Regions from separate parts of the Homo sapiens genome. Here region 1 is linked to region 2. A link is a contact called in ENCODE Hi-C or POLR2A ChIA-PET data. All regions are on one chromosome and are shown on one strand. Each heading gives the region's core, a stretch centred on a gene start or an enhancer-like site at or near the end of the contact. The rest is flanking DNA. Distances are from core to core; before and after follow the strand shown. Region 1 overlaps LINC00886 (long intergenic non-protein coding RNA 886). Region 2 overlaps TIPARP (TCDD inducible poly(ADP-ribose) polymerase).

Region 1 (3,575 bases), core at 1,050-3,549, 72 kb after region 2:
CCTACCACTTTAGAGGAGTGGTGACCAACATCCCCAACAGAAAGCTTATTGTTGGTACCATGCCCAGTCCGGCTTCTTATCCCTGGTGAAACTGAGTAGTTCAATGAGAACAAGATATTACCCAAAGCCAGCTCCATTCAGCAAATGGTGTAGGCTTGCTGGCTTTGTTTCCTCAGCTCTGGAGTTCATCACACCATAAACCACAGGGACTTTGTAGGCATGTTATTGTATTAGCACCATACGGAGACTACTCATGGAACTCACATGCAGAGTGTGTGATGTCAGAGAAGTTGACACGAATCCAAATTTTGTGCAGCTGTTAGACACAGATGTTTCATTTCATTTTTTATGTCAGCACCATCCCAATAAATCCACTGATCGTGAGATTAAAAAGTAAAGAAAGCTCTGTGTGCTTACACATGTTTCAGAGCCAGGAAGCTCTATACCACTTATATGCAGATGTACACTCACTACCAGGGGTCACATCAGGCTATGGCTCTCATACTCATAGAAGGACAAACATAGCTGTGGAAATCAATAGGAAAGCAAATGCAAAAGGACAGTAGCCTTCACTCAAATCAGAAACTATTATCTAGAATCAGATGCACTCTTTGCAATAGGTGCCTGCAAAGGAAAATTTCAGGGTGGACATCACAGTTTCTTCAGAAGACATTTGATAAAAATCATTTATTAAAATGAATTGGCTTCTGAAAAGTCTTGGCTAATAAGTCTCCCTGACTCTACCTTACAAGGCTGTCTTGGGTTTGCCTTCATCGGGGCAAGATATATCACTGTCTTTTACCAGTAAAAGAAAACCTTCAAAGATTGCCACCCAAATAATACTCATATTCAAAAACAAATAGCTCTCAATGTTTCCCTGGATTTTAGAAGGCTACACACATGTTTTTAAATGCCTGGATTTTTAATTTATATGTATTTATGACTCCCCATAATATGACTAGATGTGTTATTTAAAAATAAATGCTGAGACTGGATTTTCTGTTCTTCATTTTGGATAGGTTGTGGTTCTTAATGACTTCATAAAGAAATAGAACTTTGGGGATAAAAAAAAGAGGGCAAGAATTCTCTGCTTTTCTGGACTGGTGTGGGCACACTTTCTGACCCCAAATTACGACTTTGTTTCAGGTTTTATTCTCCGTCTTTGCCTCATCCTTATCACCTCACTCCAGGGACTTTTACAGAGTCATCTTCTTGCATTGTGAGATGGCAGAGTAAAGCCTTGCACACATATTGCCCTGTCTGAAAGTGGCTCATGCACAAGAAACATGTGGAATTGTTTGTTTGACTTGTCTCCCCTCCCCATCATGTTTTGTTGTACTTTTTTTTTTTTAATCGGAGAAAACAAAACAAAACTACTCCAGCTTATCTTCTGAAGAAGATAGAAAACATTCAACTGCAATATGCTGTGAACATTTTAGGGCATGCTTCTCATTTCAGATGCATGGCGTGCCTAGCTACTTAAGACAGAAAATCCCCTGCTGTGTTCTCTAGGCAGGCACTAGAGCAGATTTTGTGAGATGCTGGACTCAGTTTAGACTCTGGCTCTTAATGCTCAGTCATTAAACTGCCATAGGAGATGTAACTCTATTTGGTATTTTGGGGAAGATCCACTATGTGGCTCCTCCCAGATTTGGTGGGGAGAAGAAATGGATTTCAATTTAGCAACAAGGGAAAAGTGTGCTTGACATGTGGCTTACTCAATTTGATTTGGAAGATATTGCTCTTTGAACAGAAAGTTACGCTCCATTGCACCATCAACTTCAAAGATTCTTTTTTTTGTTTTGTTTTGTTTTGTTTTGTTTTGAGACGGAGTCTTACTCTGTCACCCAGGTTGGAGTGCAATGGCTTGGTCTTGGCTCACTGCAACCTCCAACTCCCGGGTTTAAGCGATTCTCCCGCCTCAGCTACTCCCGAGTAGCTGGGACTACAGGCACGTGCCACCACACCCGGCTAGTTTTTGTATTTTTAGTAAAGATGAGGTTTCACTATGTTGGCCAGGCTGGTCTCAAACTCCTGACCTCGTGATCAGCCCATCTTGGCCTACCAAAGTGCTGGGATTACAGGTGTGAGCCACCGTGCCCTGCCAACTTCAAAGATTCTTGAAACTCTCTGGACCTGGTAAAAGATGCTAAAGGTCTCAGGGTCCCTTTTGAGTACAATGCTGGCCAGACTGTCATAACTCAGGGGAGGGAACTCATGTAACAGCCCATGCCTGACAAGAAACTGCTGGAAATTCTTACCTAGGAAAATCAGAAGGTTTGCATGGAGGCCTCATGACAATCATAACAATTACACAAATGCCTCAAGTCGTGAAAGCTAAACCTTGTGAAAGGTTCAGCTCTTGGTGAATGAGACTCTTTTGAATGTTTTTTTTAATCATTCTTTTTGTGACTCATGCCACTCAAGACTAAGCTGTCATCCTTCTATTAATAATCATATTGTTTTCCCTGTGATATATATCCATTTAATGAGTTCATGTAGGAATTTGCAGCATAAAACAAATCTTATAAAAAAGTTATATTCTTTATATATATATATATATATATATTTTTTTTTTTTTTTAATTTCCTTTTGAGACAGGGCATTCCTCTGTCACCCACGCTGGAATGCAGTGGTGCTATCTTGGCTCACTGCAACTTCTGCCTCCTGGGCTCAAGCAATCCTCCCACCTCAGCCTCCAGTGTAGCTGGGACTACAGGCACACACCACAATGCCCAGCTAATTTTTTGTATTTTATTTAGAGGGGAGTTTCACCATGTTGCTCAGGCTGGTCTCAGCTCCTGGGCTCAAGTAATAGGCCTGCCTCGGCCTCCCAAAGTATTAGGATTACAGGCGTGAGCCACGTGCCTGGCTGTACTCTTATATTATTGCTGTTTTCTATATCCCTCACTCTCAACACCTCATTCCCTGAAAAGATAACTCATCTTTGAGTTGAAAAAGAAATCCATTAACTCTTTCACTGCAGAAAATCCTCTAGACTGTTCCTACCAAGGTAATGAGAGACTTAATGATCAGATAGTCAAACACATGTGATGAGAATACATAAAATTTATAGGTGGACTAACCAAACTCCTTTTTGGCTTTATCCCAAATAGGCAGTTTATATGTCTGATAATCTAATTTACCAAGAAATATTTATTTCAAATATTTGATCATAATTTTTTGTTCTCTTATCCTTCCAGTATTTTAATTATGCATATATTACCCCTTTTGATATTGTCCACAGTTCTTCATTGTTCTGAGTTTTTGAGATTCTTCTTCCTCTTTGTGCTTCAATTTGGGAAGTTTCTATTTAAACTATGTTCAAATGCACTGATTCTTTTTTTTCTTCAGCTATGTCCAGTAGGTAAACCTGTTGAAGACATACTTCATTTTTATTACAGTTTTCCATTTCTAGTATTTCCTTTTGTTTCTTATATTAATAGTTTCTATCTCTCTGCTGACATTATCCATTTGGTGTTACATGCTGTTTATTTTTCCATTTGAGCCCATAACATAAATCAGTAATTTTAAATTCCTTGTGTGATAATTCCAATATCTGTGTCTTATCTGAT
Region 2 (4,089 bases), core at 1,434-3,933:
AGGTTTTGTTTTCTTCTGGTTCATGATAGGGCTGTATCTTAGATAAAACAATACTGATGGATTTAGCCATCTGATACAAATAGCAAGATATAAATCCTACTGTACAGTGGCTATTACCCATACTCTTTTTTGGCTGTCCCTCAGTAGAGATGCCTTTAGACCAGATGGGGTTTTCATCCACAAGGATTATTGCACCTTGCTTTTACAGAGACACCCCCAATCTCTAGCACTGTCTCTCTTGCTCAGTTTCCAACATCCTGTATTTACTGCTTTGACTCTAACTTCATCTGCTCAATACTGTAAATTCCTAACCTTATATCTTAAGGCTCTGACACCCTGGACTTAAACGTCCACAGTTTGTTGCCTGAAGTCTCTCACATTGCTTGTTTTACCCCCTTATAGGAATTTACAGGTTCCCATTTCCTCATCTCTCAGATACCCCTGTTTAGAAGGTCTCCTTTTCCAACTAGTACCAATCCTGTCTCCACCCGTCTTTCAAGAAGCAAAGTGCTTGGAGACCTCTTTTTCCTTGTTCTTACAGCTCTTTACTTACAGTGATATTTCCTGTTATTTAAACTGCTTCTAAGATTCTTCTTCTTGCAGAAAGCTATCTTGGATTGATAAAGTAAAACCTCTTAATTTTCCTGACCTTTATCCATTACTGGATGCCAATAACCACCTCCTCTCCCATATTGCTGCATGTTTATTCTTTGTCTCTTATTTCCTGAATGTACTTGCCACTGGTGAATTTAGATAGGCAGATGTACTGCTTCTTTGGCTTACATTTTGTTAGTTATTCCTTTCTTAACGCCCCTGGAAGACAGGGACTACATCTGTTTAATTCTTCGTGTATTGCCCAGTAGAGCCCACCATCACGATTATCATACATAGATGACTCATAATTGCTTTCTGATAATAGGAAGCAATAGTTTGATAAAGAAGAATGTGGTGGCTGTTGAACATTTGGCACCCATATTGCACACATTTATGCTGATGCAGATTGTGGAGAAAAAAACCTCTTGGCTTTAGATTTTTAAAGCATTCCCTGTTTAAGGGAGAGCAGGTGGTAAAATTAATCTTACAAAAAGATAATTTAATGTTTTTCAAATTTATGATTTTTGTCTCTGTCAAGTTTAGAAAAAGCATATTGAAAATCAAATAGAGCTAAAACAGTACTTTGATACATCAATCCAAAGAACAGTTGATTGTAGTAAATTAGGATTTGTCGTAGAAACTTCATAATGCCCAAAGGACTGACATGCACAGAGAATGTAGCAAAAGCTGCAGTTGTAGATGTCTTTCTCATGCAAATCATTATCTATGAAGTCTCAGTAATACAGGCTTAAACAGAAATTGCTAGAGTGATGTCCAGAATAAAATCTGACACTAAACAGCAAAAAGCATTGGCTGTTTATATTATAATGCATGTTAACATAATGACTGCTGTTCTAAGAACTCCTTAAAGGAAATACTGAGGATTTGTGACTCATAATTGGGAACAGTTGCTGGGCGATAAGCTTAAAGGGGGAAAAATATGTTTAGAAACTTGAAACAATCTTAACAGGGAGAAAGTTTTTTATCTCACTTCCCAATCATAACATCAGATTCTCCTAAAGTTAATGAAAATTGCTTAAGGCAACTTGATATGAAGTTTAATTTAGGCATAGGAGTTCCAGTTTACAGGACTTTTTTTGTTTTTTTGTTTTGTCGTGTTTGTTTCACTTTTTAGGATTTCCCAGAAACATTTTTCTATTTGAATTAAATATTCCTACTTACCATAAATCATTTTAAAACAGTGGCCAAATATTATTTTAAACTACATTATATTATCTTATTTCATACTTAATTAATATTATATGTTGTTTTTGAGACCATATCCAACTAGTTAGTACTCTTACTAAGCAAGAAGTTTGGGGTTTATTGGCAAGATCTTTAGGAATTTTAAAGGAGTATACTGCTTTTTTGTAAGTTCCATACTTTTTGGCTTCATCAGTTGGTTATATGGTTGTTTTTTCAGTGTAGAACCTGATTCATAAATTGTGAACATTGGGATAGAGGATGGCAAATATTTGTATAATCTGTTTTTCAAATATTTGTCTGCAGAATCTTTTGTGCACAGAATACCTGTTAATAGTTTTTGAAACAAGTATTCTAAGAGCAGATTTTGGAAAATGTGCTAGCTAGCAAAACCCGTAGATCAAATTTTTTTTTTTAGACAGTTTCACTCTTTTTGCCTAGGCTGGAGTGCAGTGGTGCAACCACAGATCAAATTTAATATCCTTTTCAAAATCCTAATTTACAGCAAGGAAATAAGTTAATTATTGGGAAAATCTGTCTCAACACCTAGACTTCACATGTACCAGTCTTTCTGAATGCCTGTAGATCTAGAGTATTTCCTGTGTTGTAGACATCCATTTAGAAATCTGTGGTACACTATGCTACAATATCTGTGCTGTTATCATATATTTAATTTTTTATATTTTCTTATAGTAACTTTCAAACATACACAAAAAAGAAAAGAGAGAAGAGTATAATGACCATTATGCCAGTTATTTGAAATAATGGTTCAAATGTTTCAAACTCTAGGTGAAGTTCCATAAAAGAGGAAACACAAATGTTTTTATTGGACTACCTTTTATAAATTATTAAATGAGTCTGATTCATATAGTGGGACTTCCCTCCAACAGTATGGAGACATTTGTAAAGGAATGATTCAGCAGCAGTCGACCAGATAATAAGATGACCAAAATATTCTCAAAGCTAAACCTCATAATAATCCAAACTTTTTTTTTCTTCATGTTTTGCCAACATTTTTCAACCCACAGGATAAAAGATAATATTGATGTTGGGTGGATTAATACTGGCTTTATCCGGATTCATTTTATTTTTCCCTTCTTTTATTCTGTCTTTGATCAGGCAATACTGTGTATTCCTGTATTGGCTCAAGTAAACTGATGGCCTCTGAAAAAAAGGTCAAGCTTGAAGAGAAATTTTCTGTCTATGTTTAGTTTCTACATATAGCATCATAGTAAAACTGACTCCCTGATTGGCTGAGGCCAGCCCACTGTAGAGTGGAGGGTGGGCTTATTTTGATTGGGTTAGGCCAGTGGTGCTGTGGGGTTAAATCAATCTTACTATAATTCCATGGCCTAGAAATTTTGGTCTTGATTAGAAAGGGCATGTAGGAAATGGATGCTGTGGAAACAACCGGCAATAAATATGCTTTTACTCCAAGTAAAGCAAGTTTTGAAAATTCTACAACAGGCTATGCTATGTATTTTTAATGTCCAATGATATTTTTAGATATTTCTGTTTTACAAATTTATTAACAGGTTTTTGGGTTTTTTTTGTTTTTGTTTTTTTTTAGAGGACAAGAATTTTGGGCAGATTTGAATGCCATGAACGTGTATGAAACAACTGAATTTGACCAACTACGAAGGCTGTCCACACCACCCTCTAGCAATGTCAACTCTATTTACCACACAGTCTGGAAATTCTTCTGTAGGGACCACTTTGGATGGAGAGAGTATCCCGAGGTATTTACAGATTCTTTGTTGACAAGTACATTTTTCAAATTTATTTTTTTCTTCCTGTATTCTTTTATTCTTTCTTTACAACAATGACTAGGCAGAACTATGCATATAATCAAACAGCTTATGAATATAAAATTGAGTCTCATTGATACAAGAAAACTTTTCTCTTTTTCTTAAAATTTATTTCTTTCCATTAATTTGAAATCCAAAGATAGCATACCACTATTATCAGATAAATAAAATGCTTTCCACAGAATCTTGCATTATAGAGATGAAATATTTTGACCTGTTGCCGCCTGTGGAGTAATTTTCACGACATGAGAATTGGTATAACTTTTGATTATATCTGGCTCTTGGGCTTATGGAGATTGGATCAAGTGTTACACTTAGCATTTTAGAAGCCCAATGGAAACAATCACTCATGTCTCTGGAAGAAGTACTTGAAAATGTTTATTGAGCTGTGGTCAGGGAAATCAGTTATTTACAATTTTCTCCTATGTGCACTTGCATCCTTAGTCTGAGACAGTGATAATAGCCCTTCAGTCTCAAAGCAAGG

The links. A loop is a pair of places that touch in the nucleus more often than their neighbours do. ChIA-PET counts read pairs that join two places held with the same protein, here RNA polymerase II (POLR2A). Pooled maps may share reads with other maps.
Region 1: a loop to region 2 is called in a map with no recorded cell type, with 5 times the contacts of the local background. The contact joins two enhancer-like sites. A Hi-C loop is called at or near these places in 1 of 37 single-sample maps with no recorded cell type and 1 of 50 pooled maps. POLR2A ChIA-PET finds 5 or more read pairs at or near these places in 3 of 52 experiments (RWPE1, activated B cell and activated T-cell).

What each region holds. Positions count from the first base shown.
Region 1 is chr3:156,762,597-156,766,171 of GRCh38, forward strand. The region is part of intron 1 of LINC00886 (long intergenic non-protein coding RNA 886); the gene reads right to left. Among named protein-coding and RNA genes, the nearest start is that of LINC00886, 53 kb to the right of the region's middle. Within about 2 kb of position 2,300, at least 2 of the 41 ENCODE cell types and tissues checked have a DNase peak (open chromatin) inside an H3K27ac peak, as active enhancers do.
Region 2 is chr3:156,690,653-156,694,741 of GRCh38, forward strand. TIPARP (TCDD inducible poly(ADP-ribose) polymerase) reads left to right here. Exons shown (of 6, transcript NM_015508.5): 3 at 3,368-3,536. Among named protein-coding and RNA genes, the nearest start is that of TIPARP-AS1, 17 kb to the left of the region's middle. Within about 2 kb of position 2,684, at least 4 of the 41 ENCODE cell types and tissues checked have a DNase peak (open chromatin) inside an H3K27ac peak, as active enhancers do.